2 separate regions of the Homo sapiens genome follow, and region 2 is linked to region 1. A link is a loop called in an ENCODE intact Hi-C map of the cell type or tissue named here. Cell type or tissue: GM12878. All regions are shown on one strand. Each heading gives the region's core, and the rest is flanking DNA. Links, peaks and the distances in the headings are about the cores only.

Region 1 (8,345 bases), core at 262-8,261:
ACTATGGCAGGGGGATCACATGAGCCCAGAAGTTCAAGGCTGCAGTGAGCCAAGATCATGCCTCTAACAAAAAAAAAAGTTTGCTGCCAGGAAGATAGGATAAAAAGGGGCCACCATGGGGGGATTCCAATATCTGCATGTTGGAATCAGGCCAAGGCATGAGGGGAAAGGTTTATACAAACCTGATAGCCTCTGAATGCGCAAATATTTTCTAGACTTGGGCAAGTTAGTATGGTAAGAATTCCTGAAATGCTTTGGAGTCCTCCAAGCATTCAATCATCCTCTTTGTGGGTATCTTCCTACCAGGGTAGAGATTATACAAATGTTATCTGGGGACCAGGATACCTAATTTCAGTAGGAGAAGGCTCTCTATAACAATGTATTGTGAAAACTGTCACATCTTGCTGTAGACTAGAAGAGGATACCTGGCAAACTGAATTTGTCTAGGATGTCTTAGTTGGTGGCAGCATCCACAGACAAAGGACTCTTCTGTCTCTTCCCCTCTGTATAAAGATGTATGAGATTGGCCAGGTGTGGTGGCTCACGCCTGTAATCCCAGCACTTTGGGAGGCTAAGGCAGTACGTTGCTTGAGCCCAGAAGGTAGAGACCAGCCTGGGCAATATGGCAAAACCTCATCTCTACCAAAAAATACAAAAAAATTAGCTGGGTGTGGTGGCGTGCACCTTTAATCCTAGCTACTTGGGAGGCTGAGGTGGGAGGATCACCTGAGCCCAGGAGGTTGAGGTGGATCACCTGAGCCCAGGAGGTTGAGGTTGCAGTGATCCCTATTTGTGCCACTGCACTCCAGCCTGGGTGACAAAGTAAGAAACCTGTCTCAAAAAAAAACAAGAAAGAAAGAAAAAGATCTATGAGTCAGACTTTAGAGCAAAGTTAAGGGAGTTGATAGTGAAGAAAAAGCAAATGTAGATCTCTCCTTCAGTATTCATGGCAGTTTGGGTCATTAAACAAAGATTATCTCCAAATTGAACTTGAAATTGCCACAGTGTTGGGCCAGGTGTGGTGGCTCGTGCCTGTAATCCCAGCACTTTGGGAGGCCGAGGCGGGTGGATCACCTGAGGTAAGGAGTTTGAGACCAGCCTGGCCATCATGGTGAAACCCCATCTCTACTAAAAATGCAAAAAATAACTGGGTGTGGTGGCATGCGCCTGTAATCCCAGCTACTCGGGAGGCTGAGGCAGGAGAATCGCTTGAAACCAGGAGGTGGCGGTTGCAGTGAGCCGAGATCGAACCACTGTACTCCAGGCTGGATGACAGAGTAAGACTCCATCTCAAAAAAAAAAAAAAAGAAATTGCCACAATGTTTCCACGAAATCCCTTAGTCACTAGAGGAGATTGCTCTAATTGCACTACACAGACTATCTCTAGGATGATTTTTTTTTTCTTTTCTGTAGGGACGGGGTCTCTGTTGCCCAGGCTGGTCTTGAACTCCTGGCCTCAAGCCATTCTCTCTCCTCAGCCTTCCAAATTGTTGACAGGTGTGAGCCACCGTGCCTGTCCTAGGATAATATTGTTATTGCTTTCTAGTTTTCCCTCTGCAAACAACTTTTATGACATCCCACTGTTCCTTTGCATCTTCATTAGCCAGTAGCCAGGTAAAAGGCAGATCATTTTGTTTTACTACCGTAATGTAGCTGTTGTGGCAAAAGATTTTTTAAAGTTTAAATCCATTTATATTTTTTGAATATTTCAGTTACTATTCTTGTCTCTTTGAAAGAATGACTTTGAGCTGGCAATTTAGTAACCAGAAAGATGCAGACCAGAAATGAATCCATACAACTAGAGCCATCAGGCAAAGCAGGAATTAGTCACTTGGTGTTAAGAAACCCCACAATTGTGTATATTGTTTTTGATGTGGAGGGGTGTGTGTGTGTGTGTGTGTGTGTGTGTGTGTGTGTGTAAGGTTTATACTTTGATAGAGTTCTCAAAGGACTCTTTGCCTAATAAAGGGTAGGCTCTGCCAATGTGCATCAGTCAGATTTCTTTATTCTCGCAGGATTTCCAGCCTTATGTATGTACCTGATTACAGTGGCTCCTAACCATTTGTTCTTTAAATTATAAATGGCATTTAAAAGTAATCTTGGGTTGGTTTTAATGACAGGTTACATGTCCTTAAATTCTGGGGCATCCCTTGTTTTAAAACAGGTCATTTGAAATTCATATGAAATGCTTATAAGTGGAACATTGTTTTATGTCATCACCTCTATTAGATACCCAAGCTCCAGTGGTTCCATACTGGCGCCTGCCTGGTTTAGGCATTATCATCTACCTGCTGAAACAGAGTGCTAATGATTTCTTCAGCTATTATGACAGTCATCGACAGAGTGTCAGCAAGCTACAAAATGTAGAGCAGCTTCCCCCAGATGAGATAAAAGAGGTACGAATCTTATAATGAGCTGGGGGGACTTGAGAAATCATTGCTGTTACTAGGCCAGGGTACTCAGACTGAGTAAAGACAACGTATACAGTATGACTGAAGGAATTGGAATGATTCTTCTGTGTGATTTGAAGAAGACTCCTTCGCCGTAGCACCAGCCTTATAAGCATAGAAACTCTTGACTGAAAAACAGTGAAGTGTAGCACCTGTTCAAGAAAATAGAAAGGCAGCTGGCCTTTGAATGAAGAGTTTTGGGTCATTTATACTCTAAAATCTGTTCTGAGAAAGGCTTCTGTTACAGATTTTTTTTTTAATAGAACTTGGGTAAATGTCTCTGTGCCTTCAGCATCTTCAATATCTGTTTAGCAAATCTTTCAAACAAATGGGATAGCATATGAGACTTGACTGCCTTCCCTCAGTGACCCAGAAGCATTCCCTCTACTTACAGTATTAATAACTAAAGATGCTGCATTACCAGGATTGCTACTAAGTAGCTTGCTGCCTTTTCCATTTGGCACAGCTGAATGTAAGGCATCTCTTGGCCAGTTCCTAAGGCAGTGCTGAAGCTTCCTGGTGTCCTGTCGCAGCCTGAATGTTGAGCCACTTTGTCATTCCTGGTTTGCACCAAGTTTTCTAAAAACTTCCATGTTACTCTTATGAGTAGTCCATGCCTACTCCCTCTTGCCACTTTTCTGGTAAACTCAGGGGACATTTATTGAGTGTCTACAACATGCCAGGCCCTGAACTACATGTTCTACCTAACACCCGGGCAGATATTGTTTCTATTCTCATTTCTCATGTGAGGAAACTGAGGCACAGAAGACTTGCATAACTTACCCAAAGGCATGTAGCTGGCAGGAACAGGGTGAGGCAGGAGTCAATGACTGGGTTTAGGTAACCCCTGAAATTTTGGGTTCATGCCTGGCAGTCCTTCCTCTAATGTGTAGCTAATCAGTGATGTTTGTACTTGTAAGAGGAATTGCATCATCATCATGAAGCGCGTGGCCTTCCATCAGCCTCACTTCAGTACGCCTTCTGTGGAACCCAGCATCAGAACATTAGCTGGAACAACTGTGCTTGTGTGTGTGCCACATTGAGAAGTGGTCATGGGAGCTTTGGTTGATGATCAGATTTTAGTTATGCTCTAGGTGTCTACCTTGTATTTTTTGCAGAAGATACCTGACAACTGTTAGAAATTCTCCATGGGATTGTTATAGCTACTGTTTGAAAAACCTATCATTTTGTCTTGGTTTGTTTTAATGTGACAGGAAATTCAGGGTTTCATCAGCAACCCTGACTGTGTTTCAGGGACAGACTTTTTCAAAAGGCAGCAGATAAATGTTCATTTGTGAATTTGCTTCTTTGGCTGTAATTTTTAAAAATTGCTAGCTTCTTAGATAAAAACTCTTATCTGCAAGGATGTTTAAATTTGAGTGTTTTTCATAGCATTTATCATGGTGACCTGCTGATAGTAGTTTTTCATTAAAAATTTCATTCCAGTTGATGTCATTCTAATACCACATTTGTTTCTTCTAGTTGTGTCAGTCTGTGATGCCTGCTGGTGTTGATAAAATCTCCACTGCTCAGAAATATGTTCTAGCAAGACGGCGCTTGGTGAAGGTGATCAACAATCGAGCTAAACTGCTTTCCCTTTGTTCTTGTATCCTTTATGAAATCATGCACTTGAATGATGACCTTGAAATATAGGAACTGTTCACTTATTCTCATATTATTTGGGCACCAAAACCAGGTGGAAGGAGATAAACTTAATTTTTTCCCAGTAAATGCCTAATGTATTTCCAAATCATAGTTTTTGTTCTTATCTTTTAGAGTAGCTGGTAATACTGATAAAATACATGGGCACTTTCTGTTAGGGAAGAAGGTAGGGACATGAGACTGCTGGCACAGGACCCCAAGGTCCCCACCTCTTTCCTCAGCACACCTTGCTGCTTCCTCTTGAGGAGCCTTCAGTGAGACCCTGTCTGTTAGACTGAGGCTGTGGGTACCTCATTAAGTGAGTGCAGTCTGTCCTTTTTTCTTCTCCTCCGAAACTGGTGTGTAAAACATATTTGATGAGATTATGTTCCTTTAATCTGAGCTCTGGTATAGTTATCATAGAGACCTGCCTATTTATTCTTTGGCGCCATCTGGAGTACTACTTGTTACATTGCATGCCCACGGATTCTCAAGATTCCTTATTTGCCTCGAGAACCTTGTTTAAAAGCAGAAGACTGCAAGGTAAACTTTCTGCTAAAAATTAATGAACCATAAATACCTATTTGTGCCTTGAAAAGCTAGTACCAGTTTTTTTTTATTTTTGTTTCCAGATTACTTAGAGTGAATTGGGTGAATCAAGAGCTGTTTAGTCACTAGACGTAGCTATTTCTTGCATTTTACTTTCTGTTCACGGGACATTGTGCTGAGCATAAGAATATTCTAGAGCCTGCTCATCAGCTGTTCCTTAGCTTCTTGCTGCAGTTAGGGGGCTGATCCAGCTCTAGAAGAATGGAGGAGGTCTGCTATTATGCTGATTCTTATTGCTGGAGTGGGCCTCTGTGACTGATGGCCATATATTGGATCCCTTAGGTGGAAGGAAATAGAGAAAAGCTGAGAACCCTGGTCTGGACCAGTGAAATGCTTTCTAGGGGCTTCCATTTGCTAAAAGTTGAAAATTGAGTTCCCAATCTTGAGCCGTGTTTTTCATGGTGCTATTGTTATTATTCATTGTCATCAGGTTCCTCCACTGTGTGGTAGATAGGTACTTGCACAGCCGGTATGACTCTGTTTTTTTATCTCTAGATTCCTTCGCCTCAGAAACCAATCTAGATTTTAGAAGTGGGCTGGCTATAGTGAGCCAACATGATTTAGACCAGGTAAGGTTCTATTCTCATATTCTTTTATTTTTCTTCATTAAAGTAAAAGGGCTGGGTGTGATGGTACACATCTGTAATCCCAGCATTTTGGGAGGCCGAGACGGGAGGATTGCTTGAGCCCAGGAGTTTGAGAGCAGTCTGGGCAACATAGTGAGACCCCGTCTCTTAAAAAAAAAAATTGGCATACTGTGGTGGCATGCACCTGTAGTCACAGCTACCTGGGAGGCTGAGGTGGGAGAATCACCTGAGCCTGGGAGACTGAGGCTGCAGTGAGCTGTGATTGCACCACTGCACTCCAGCCTGGGCAACAGAGCAAGACCTTGTCTCCAATAAATGAATGAAAGAGTGAAGCAAGACCTTGTCTCCAATAAATAAATAAATAAATGAATGAATGTAAGTAAGTAAGTAAAAAGGAAAGCCTGGTATGTTAATAAGATTATGATTTTCAGGGTTGCTTACAGACACCTGGTTTGAACTCTAGCTTGACCATTTTAACAGCTATATGACTTTGAACAACTTACTTAACTTCCGAGCCTCAATTGCTTCATCTAAGAAATAGGAGGATTCAACCTCAGAGGGTTTTGTCAGAATTAAGTGAGGTTTCATGTATGTGAGGCTGCTAGTGTTGTACCTAGAACATGGTAAGCATTCCGTGATTGGTAGGCATTATGATCTGGAAACTCCTGATGTCTTTTGATTAGCTTTGTAGAACTTTTTAGGTACAAAGTATCACTCAGCACTTATTTTTCAGGAAATAATTTAATGGTGAGATTGAGAGCAGCCAATACAAATCCCGCCGTCATAGACCATAGTACACAACACTGTGCTCTTACTAACCTGTTGATCAGTAGTGTTAGAATGAATGAAGAGTATGCCAAAAACAATTACAATGAAAACCTCATATTAAACTAATAGCAAAGTTATGTTTCTAACAAAGCAGGTATCAGGGTGTGTGATGTTAGGGAAAATGAATTACAGCTAGATCCTCTGCTAGCCATCTGAATGTCCTTAGCCATGATTTGATAAAGCCTCTGCTCCTCCCAAATCCCTCTTTTTGCTATTTTTCTTAAAACAAGGTTGGGAATGAAAGGTGCAGTTACAGCAGCCTCCAAAGCACAGCTTGCTGGATATCATGAATACCACGCTCCCATCCCAATCCAGACTACATTCGCCCCTTAGTGACTTTATAAAAGGAATTCGTTTTGTGGCTAGGCTTGTTTAGGAGAACTAGTGTTAATTGAGGCCATGTGCAAAATTAGCCAAAGAAGATTATTCAGAAGTTTGTTTGTTTGTTTGTTTTGTCTGAGAGACAAGGTCTCACTCCATTACCCAGGCTGGCATGCAGTGGTGTGACCACAGTTCACTGCAGCCTCAACCCCCTGGGCTCAAGTGATTCTCCCGCCTCAGCATCCTGAGTAGCTAGGACAACAAAAATAAATATATTTTGAAGTAATAACTGTTACTATTTCATTTAGACTGCTTTGTGAAAAAGCTAGAAAAAAATGCAGGATTAATAAATAATCTCACACTCTGTGTTGTGATTTTAATGCAAAACTGAAAACAGGTAGATTGATCTAATATTGTACTTAATTTTAGTCTTTTAGTATAACATCAAAAAGATCCATCTGAAACTACATATGCATTCTAGAATATATATGAATTCTAAAGCATATAACAGGTGTATCCCCACATTAATATTTTTTGAAAACAAAAGCATGCAAGTGGGTTTTTAAAAATTGCAAAATGAAGTAAAAAGTAAAAGCTTCTTTCCCACCTACCCTCCTGTCCTCCCTCCCTCCCTTCCTTCCCTGCATTCTCCTTCCCTCCCTCCCCCGCCAGTCTTACTGACTTCTTGTATGGCCCTTCAGGAAATGTTTTTGTGTGTATGTTAGTATATCAGCATCAGCATCAACATTCATTGCTATTTAAAGCAGGTTTTTAAATTTATACAAGAAAAGAAAGCAGGAAAAACATGAGAATTAAACCAAAAAATTCTAAGGTAGAAAATGTGAATGTTTAGTTAATTTAGTAACACATTACAAAAATTCAAAAGTATTTACATTGAAAGAACCACATTACAAAAATTCTAAAGTGTTTTAAATTGGAAGACTTAGAATAAAAGAAATATTTGAGACAACAATTTTAACAAAATGTCTTTTGTGTCACCGCTAGCTTCAGGCTGATGCAATCAACGCTTTTGGAGAATCACTACAAAAGAAACTTCTGGACATTGAAGGATTATATTCAAAAGTTCGATCTCGATATAGTTTCATACAGGCTCTTGTCAGACGTATCCGTGGCCTCTTGAGGATATCAAGGAACTGAGAGCCCGTGCTTATGCTCTTCTATGAGAGAGATGAATTGGGGAGAATTGTCTCCATTTTATAGATTAGTTTCTTTCTAAATTATGACCAAAAATATTTTGCTATTTCTTTCTTTGTATATGGACATCTTTTCTGTAAACTTCTTCCCCTAGTTCCATCCTCACTAGTAAAAAATAAATACTTTTTAAAAAAACAAAACAAATGTATGGTTAATCTTTTGATCTTTTATCTTTTGATCAGCATTATCAGGAATCTAACAAATAAACCTTCAACAGTGGTGATTTTCCCATAGAGATATTATTCTGAATGCCAGATTAAAGGCATAGTCTGAAAATTCTAATTTTTTCACCCTTTGTAGCTACATTACACTATTAACAATATTCAGGGTTACTAAAATATAGCCATGCTCTTATAGAATAGTGTACTCAATACTGTGAAAATGTCTGAAAAAGTCAAGCTTTTTCCTAAAATTATTTAGGTTTTCCTTTTTTTTGTTTTTTTCTTTTCTGCACGTAAGTTGACAATACAATTGTCCCTTGGTATCTGGTGATTACTGGTTCTAGGGCTCCCACGGATACCAAAACCTATGTTTTGGCATGCATGTTCCTTATATAAAATGGCATTGTGTTTGCATATAATATAGATACATCTTCTTGTATACTTTAAATCATTTCTAGATTACTTACAATACCTAATATAATATGAATTCTATATAAATAGTGGTTAATACTACGTTTTTAAATTTGTATTAT
Region 2 (8,316 bases), core at 1-8,000, 230 kb before region 1:
GTTACCAGGGAAAAGTAGGCAGCAAGCATTCAAACCCAGAAATTGTGACTCAACATTTCCCATACAGCTAAACAATTCTGCATAAATGACAGACCTTGTCAACAAGGATTTTGCCTGAAAAAGATCTAAAATGAAAAGAGAAGATCAACTGATAAGAAGGTAAGATGTCTGACTATCAATATCAATACTTACGTATCGTACCTCTGCAGTGGTGTCACTTTGTTCTTATTTTTATCAACTGAACCCGTAGATAGCTGAAGAAAATTGGGATTTAATTTATATAATTCTTGAAGTAGCTTCTGTTCATATTCTTGGTGTTTACCCGCCTAACGAAAGAAGAAATTAAAACTGCAGTGGGATTCACAAAATGGCTGGTATAAAATACTGAATAATCTTCTGAATTATTAAATATATTTTAAATAAAATAAATAATATTTTTAAAAAATAAAATATTAAATAAATTTTAAATAAATTTTTAAATAAAACAAGTAAGAGAAACCTGTGAGGATATCACAAAACTTCTAGATCAATGAAAGTCATTCCAACAAAATTATATGATATATATCTGATAAATTAAATTAAGGCATTTCATCAACCCATTTATTGTACAGAAAAGCATATTAAGGGAAGAACATTTTTGCTAGCTCAAAAAGTGTAAGGTCCACTTTAAACCTACTTCCAAGTCTTTCATGTAAGAATTAAGTCTTGTAACACTGAGTTTTCTGAAAATCAGCCAAAATTCATCAGTCTCCTTTTTAATTTGGAGATTAGCACTTGAAGTAATACATAGATGAACAGTTTTACTATATTCTTCATTATCTTGACACTAAGTAAAACTTCCATGAATTAGTTTTTGCTTTCTCTTTTCTTCTATGGTTATCAAAAGTAAAATAAAAATTAATGTATTTTAAACTCTAGACCCAGGGTCAGCAATTTACAGCCAGTTGCCTGTTTTTATAAATAAAGTTTTACTGGAACATGGTCATGCCCATTCATTTACATATTGTATTTGGCTGCCATTCTGCTACAAAGGCAGGATGTAGTAGTGCAACAGAGGCAGAGTAAAGTAGTTGTGACAGAAGACTACATACATAGCTCAGAAACCCTAAAATATTTACTAACTGGCCTTTACAGAAAAAGTTTGCCAACCTCTGCTCTATACACAAAAGAATGCTATGCTTACTCTAGCTGGGTAGGTGTACATCAAAAGGCAATGTCACAAATATTATGGGAAAAATTAGGCAAAGATTGCCTGTGGAAGCTAATTAGACACAAAAATAAATGATAATGAACTTACTTTGAGTAACATTTTACTATTTGCATGTATATCTAGACTGGAAGAATAGTTTTACTTACCTTCAGGGATGTTAATTTTTTTAAATTATGGTCTAAATAGATGTTATACAACAAAACCAAAACGGAACAAATCAAAACAATAACAAGTGAGGGCAATTGCACTTAACTGAGCATAATTGTGTCATATATACTGCACAATGCATCGTTCCCTGTTCTGAGAGGCCACTTGCTTGTTTCTATTGGACCTATAAATATTTCCTATGGCACTAAATTTTGAGTTACGCAGTAACAAGGAAAGATTTTCTGATTTTTGCCATAAAATTTATTCAAATTTCTTTCCTACATCAAGAAAGTGTTTTAACAACAACAACAAAAAATCCCCTTTTAAAGTAATTTTAAACTCAGCTAAAGAAGAGCAAGATAAATTCAGGACAACATTATGAAATTAGTTTTAAATTATTTTTAAAAATACATTAGATGTGAAATTTACATTTTTAAAACATGAAAAGTCTTGAAAATTATTTCTGGAATCAATACTTCAGGAGATACGGCTTTCACTAATATCTGTGGAAAGCCACAAAGAGCTCAACTTGATATTAAAATGACTCTACAGGGGCAGTTCATAAAGACAGGTTAAATCCCATTACAAACAAGTTCCAAAGGACAGCCCATACATTTTATTTTATTGTTTAATATTACTTTAAATGAGATCAACTGGGTGGGACTTGTAAATTCTGATAGACAGAAATTGATAGGAAATATGAATAAAGTATACCCTCTACTAATTAAAATTTAGTTTGAAATTTTGAAATGGTTCTACCTTAGATTTCATTCAAGAAGGTTTCATCCAAAAAACAAACAAAAAAAGCATTAAGAAATCAGTTAAGTCATCTGTCCTTATTAAATATCAGATAGACCTTATTTTAACATTGTTTTTGAATCATAAAGACCATACTATCAAGAAAACTCTGATGTATTTATTATAATGGGATTTAATCTGTACTAGCTCCAAGTCAAAAAAGGTAATACTCCATTTAACAATCTTTTCTTAAAGGAGCCCCTACCAGACTTTCTCTAGTTTGACCTGGAGAATGAAAGGTAGCAATGAATGCCCCCCACCTTCTAAATGAGAAGTATTCCTGAAAAGTCCACAGCAACAATCTGAAGTCCTCATCTACAATAGGGAAGTGCAGCATTGTGCTTTGGTATAATCCTCATTTAATATGTCGTATGGTCAACATTTTTACTTGTTAAGGCATGTTTATACTACAAATTGAAAGGAGACAGGAGAAGAGGAAATGTAAAAAAGAACATAGGATATTAAGCCTTCAATTCACCCTTTACAGGATACTGACTCAGTGGACACTTGCATGGGGAGAATAATTTTGTAAAAATAATATTAGTTTATCAGCATCATTTGACAGAGTATTATTTTCTAGCAAGCTCTGTAAAGAGTATAGATTGGTTTAACAAATAATTACAATATCCCACTTAGCTTTCATTTTGTTGACATTCCCCTTAAAATAGCATTTCCCAAAGTGTTTTCCTGGTCAACTAAGTTCTGGTTGTAAATTCCCTTCGTGGATCTGTATTAGCATATTAAGGACTCTGAAAAGTCTTAAAGCAAAGAAACCTGTTCATCTTCATTAATCTAGCATTTCAAACTTAGTTGACCACAGACACATTTTTATTGTAACAATATCCTGCAGAACTGACCTTCCATTAAACACTTCATTTGGCAAATGCTACTTTAAAGTAATATCAGTTTTTACAAAATCAAATCCTTAGTTTTTGCTTTTGCAATGTTAACTAATAAAAAAAAAAGTACTCCCTTTTCTGCAAAGTTGATAATTCACATGACTTTACTACCTGCATTTCCTCTTTTGTGAAGCTGGCCGCCTCATCCCCCAATTCATGAAGATACATGCAGTCAGGTTTTGGACACTGCATATTCTTTAAGAAGTAACTGCAGTATTTTGTTGTACCTAGAGATGCCTGCAGGAGGAAGAGGGGTAAAGGAAAAGAAGACTCAATGTGAACTGACAACACAATGAGAATCTCCATGTTTAGTGTTTTCAAGTCACCTAAAATGAGGCACAAACATGACAAAACAAAAAGTATGGCTGCAAATACTAGAGAACTAAACTCTTATTAGCAGGATTTATTATAGATGAGGCTCATTTGGAAGAACTAAAGGAAACATCTGTCTATGGTTTCCAAAACTTGGACACCCAAATCTTCCCTAGATATAAGGAGAGGAGATAGACAAAAAAATCTGTTCCATGTTATGAGTGGTTAGACACATAAGAAGGCAAATTCCTTTTTCTAATTATGCCATCCTCCTTCCACTAACAGTAAAGCTTTGCTTAGTGGGACTCTTCACTGAAACTGGAATCAATGTCCATATATTTAAGGACTACCTATTTCTGAAGAAAATAATGGTACTATTTTCACAAAATAAGATATATGTAAAAATGCGATATTTTAAAAGATTATCCCCGATAATGAATGTGTTTATTCCTATCTGGTAAAAGAGGACCCTACAGAAACCAGCAGTAAACAAATTAGCTATAATAGATGGTATGGACCCTAAGACAGACTCTTCAAATTAACTGTCAAATTTAATATATAAATGCTCAGTTCTCCTCTACTTACTATATTTTATCTCGTCTTCCTTAAAAAAAAAAAAAAGAATCAAGAGGACTATATTACCTTAAGTGTTCTGCCATCTACTACCACATTGTTGACACACTGTATGGCTCTGAGAGCGTCTTCTGACCGGATATAGGTTACATAAGCACTGGCACTTGGACCCTAAAGTGAAAACATCCCATTCCACTGTTATTAGTTAAAAATTAAACAATACTAAAAAAATTCTACTGCAACCTAGGGAATTCTAAAGACCCTGACTACTACTATTACTAATGACAATAATTAGTAGTAGTAGTGGCAGTTTTGATTAAACACTAAACTAGCTCATTTGAAAGTAATAATACTCAATGAATTTTATCTGATTTTAAGAATACTGTAATATATGTGAATAAAATATTACTTTGGCTTGGGATTTATTTTTTTAGACAGTCATTTGACAGGCTCGTCAAGGTTATAAAAAAATTAAAATTTAGATTAAAAAATAAGACTTAAAGACTATGTCAAATTACATTCTCAAAAATAAATGCAATCTGGAAAACTATTCTATCTGATAACAGCAGCATAACAAAGACACTATTAAGTTTTCAATATCTGAAAATATTACAGATTAGAAATCACTATCGAATCCTCATCTATTTATCACATTGCCTGATAACAGACTCACCTCCCCCTCCCTTTCACTCCATCACTAAATGTTTGTTTTACTATTTCCCTCTTAATTGTTAAGTCCTAGAAGGGTCAAATAAGCAGCAAAAAATCCCCCACCCCACCAACAGAGGTCACTACATTGCTTAAGTCCTTGTCCCTCAAGCTTTCTAATCAGAGAGAGCAAAGTTTCCTTTGGAACAGCCCAGGTCAAGCCCAGACCATAGGGAGGAAAAGCAAAAATCCCTAAAATTAGTTACCTGTGAGCCTGCATATGATGTGCTATTATTGATGACAACTTTATGTATTTTACCAAACTTCCCAAAATATTCTGGTCGTTTTAAAACCTATAAAAGAAGAAGAAATAAGGTATAAACTGTCCCCATTTTAAACAACTTTATCCTTATAATGGAGACATTCATCATCCCTCTTCAGCAAAAGGAAAAAGATAATTTTTAAAGTTTTCTAATAAATGTCACTACCTCCTAATTGCAGTTTGTGTAGCTAACCTATAGGAAATCAAAAGAGTTTAAAAGCTATTTTTTTTCTTGACCCACTGAATAGAAACTGAGACTCACTAAATTTGGTATTATCTACTATGTTCTAATAACTGCTCCAATAGTCTATGGGATCTTACCTGTACAGTATTCTTAAACACAAAACAGATCAAAGATCTTAACTACATTGCCATTAAGAGATGATCCTTACACGAAAGCAATTCTTCAAAAACAATGACCAAAATTATGTATTAAAGGTAAAGACAGAATTGAAAGAACAGACATAAAGACAGTCTTTACTCATAAATCTATTGCATATAACACTGTTTATAAATCACAAATTTCAAGTAACAGAGTGCCCACTCAACCCTCTATGCTTTATGATTTATCATTGTGCATACAGTTTCCTATGTCAATCAGTTTTACCATTTCTCATCTGTCTCATGAGGCTTTTTCCCCTACTTTTCCTGGTACGTAACATTTCGGAAACAAATTTACACGTTTCTTTCTTTATTACCTGGTTACTTCTTGGTGGTACCTACGTACCTCATCTCCTTTACTTTGTGAACACTATATGCATTCTTTCAGCTTCTCTTACAAACTTAACCTTGGCTAATTTGACCGGTATGTAACTTGATAAAAAGACATCTCACATAATTTGCAACTACCTCAAAATTCTGTTTTCCTAGAATGTATCTTTAGACCTACTGTTCCTACAATCTCTCCAAATAGCAAGCTCTCTGCAAATGAAAGCTTTCTGCATGTAACTATTCAAGTGTGTGTAAAGTATTTCTTCCCATTCATATTTGATAATATTCTTACAGACTTATAATTTAGCTATTATGTTCTGCATTTGATAGAATCAAAGCTTCATGAATAAATCTACGGCGGGTGTATCATTAATTCTTAGTCTTCTACCTAATTAATAGAAAGTAATTAATCTTATATTTTATTTTAGGTGCTTGTAAGTATAAGGTAACTGTTATGTTTGCTGTAGCCAATTCTAATGGATTAGAAGGTGAGGTAATTACACTGAGTTTCAATCTCTTTTCCACCCAAAACCCCTGAGGGATATGATAGTAACAGTGGCTAACACAATGACCCTTAAGTCATCCGTAGCAAAGTCTCAGGGTTGATAAAGAGAGAAGAGCAGAGTTTGAAAAAGCTTTCTGGCTAGTGGAGTTTGGAACTGCATTCAATATTCCAGCTGGATGCATACCAACTCAGCAACCAGCGTCATAGCTAAGATACCTGCTCCAAAGGGTTCAGTCAGGCCGGTCACAGGTTGTCCTGCATCAGCATCATAGGTTTAAGGCAGTAGTTCTCAATGAGGGAAGCACTCAAGGGGCAGTCTGGAAATTTGTGGAAACTTTTATTGGGAGAGACTGTTAAAGTGACTGGGAGAGTCTACTGGTGTTCAGTGGATGGGGACCAGAGATGTCTTTCAAGGCTCAGGCTAGCCCCGTACAACAAAGAATTGTCCCGCACAATTTCTGAATGCCCTGCAAGACATGCCTGAAGCTGTTTATTGAGCCAGAAACAAATTTCATATTATACGTAATTACAAAGTATTTTCCCAGCTTTGTTTAAAATTTTACTAAGAGTTATCTGAGAAAAATCACATTATTGATGTTTCATGGTACCTGAGTTGCCAATTCATACACCAGTAACAATCTGCATTTGTAGTTGTCACAGTCCATGATTTTACAAATAGGTGCAAGTATCTTACTTCTTTATTACATAGGATAAAATAGTACTTTAGAGCCTCAATATGTAAAGAAATTCTTCAATGATCTAGTTAAAATGCAGATTCAGATCCAGCAGATCTGAGGCAGGGCTGAAGAGTTTGCCTAATAAGCTCTCCAGTGATATTAATGTTATGGGCCCAGAGGCCACACCTTGAATAGCAAGGTTCTAGAGTAGGAATGTACAAGCATTTATATGTACAAATAGTCTTTTTATAATTACTTTCCTTTTATTCCTTGTTTATATATACTTTTTCAAATTATGTGTGTAGACAAATTATATTATCAAGAAGTCATTTCATGAAAGTCAAGGGGTGTTACATTCGTTTTTAAAAAGTGGACACTGAGTCGGATAAGGTTGAAGGCCACTGGTTTATGGAAATGTTTTCTGGCCAACGTTTGGGTGTAACACCTTTATAACAACATGAGATTGGTATGTAATTATGATGACATGTTCACACTGCAGCCAGAATGGTACTGTCAAAGCACAAATCTAACCGTGTCACTCTGTTCTTAAGAACATTCAAAAGTTTTCCACTGCCTTTAGGATAAAGTGCAAACTCCTTAGCGTGGTTAGAAAGCCCTTCATGATCCATTACCACTTACCTTGGCACCTTCTTTCTCACCACTGCAATCTAATCTTCCAGCCAAACAAATCACTTGCAGATTGAGGTCTTTCTCATCCAGAAGCATTTGTATAGTTGCTGTGCCAGAAGCACTTTACCCCAAAGACAGCAGAGGGGTACGTACCTCCCTCCCAAGGTGGAATGCTATCCCTTGTGCCTTTACAGCACACAACACTTCTCATATTGTTACTTTCGTAAAAAGGAAGGTACTACTTATTTATCTACTACTACTTGTTTATCAGTATATGCTCAGTGTCTTAAATAATGCCTGGCATATTGCAGGTACTCAATAAATGCTTACTGAAAAACTGAACTATCTTAGCATTAAACAAAAAGAATTACACGGATTTGTAACAATAGTGGGCCTCAAAGTATTAGCAAATGGCAAGCGGTTGATAAGAAATAGGCTGCCCAGGCAAGGGAAAAACAATGAATTTAAACTTTCCATATTAACTTGAACACTCTAGATTCTGCCTAAACAACTAGCAAAATAGTATTCTAGTGAACTAACAAAGGTTATGGAGAGTAGACAGAGCACCCTGTACATCAGCACATTATCTATATACTCAATATCACGATGTCCTTCACAGTGGGCCAATTTTCCTACTAACATAGAAAATAAGAGGCCATGTGACAGAATTATAAATGTTCAAGGGCATGTCTAGTACCAAAATATCTTGCTATATATTCCTTGGGAAAACAGTCAAGTATTCATAGATACTACAGAGAAAAAACAAAAACTTGGTAATCAGATGGATGAATGAGTGAATAAATGAATGGATGGATGAACAACATGCCAATAATCAACACAGAATACACTGGAATAGGAACTGTAAGACCACGGACAAGTCACTC

What was found. A loop is a pair of places that touch in the nucleus more often than their neighbours do. Peaks named below come from ENCODE experiments on the same cell type or tissue, not always from the same donor. Only the 100,000 strongest peaks of a DNase experiment are listed, where the experiment ranks them.
Region 2: a loop joins it to region 1, with 2.3 times the contacts of the local background. A loop is called at or near these places in 3 of 110 quality-filtered maps.

The regions. Positions count from the first base shown.
Region 1 is chr7:135,640,963-135,649,307 of GRCh38, forward strand. It overlaps NUP205 (nucleoporin 205), which reads left to right. Exons shown (of 43, transcript NM_015135.3): 39 at 2,230-2,396; 40 at 3,933-4,056; 41 at 4,506-4,634; 42 at 5,196-5,269; 43 at 7,442-7,791. The coding sequence ends at 7,594. Among named protein-coding and RNA genes, the nearest start is that of STMP1, 17 kb to the right of the region's middle. In GM12878, for the core only: a CTCF peak has its summit at 4,551 (motif pointing left); no DNase peak of the experiment used is centred there.
Region 2 is chr7:135,410,323-135,418,638 of GRCh38, forward strand. CNOT4 (CCR4-NOT transcription complex subunit 4) reads right to left here. Exons shown (of 12, transcript NM_001190850.2): 4 at 4,854-4,940; 5 at 4,009-4,110; 6 at 3,166-3,291; 7 at 193-326. Among named protein-coding and RNA genes, the nearest start is that of CNOT4, 96 kb to the right of the region's middle. In GM12878, for the core only: a CTCF peak has its summit at 4,732 (motif pointing right); a DNase peak (open chromatin) is centred at 4,727.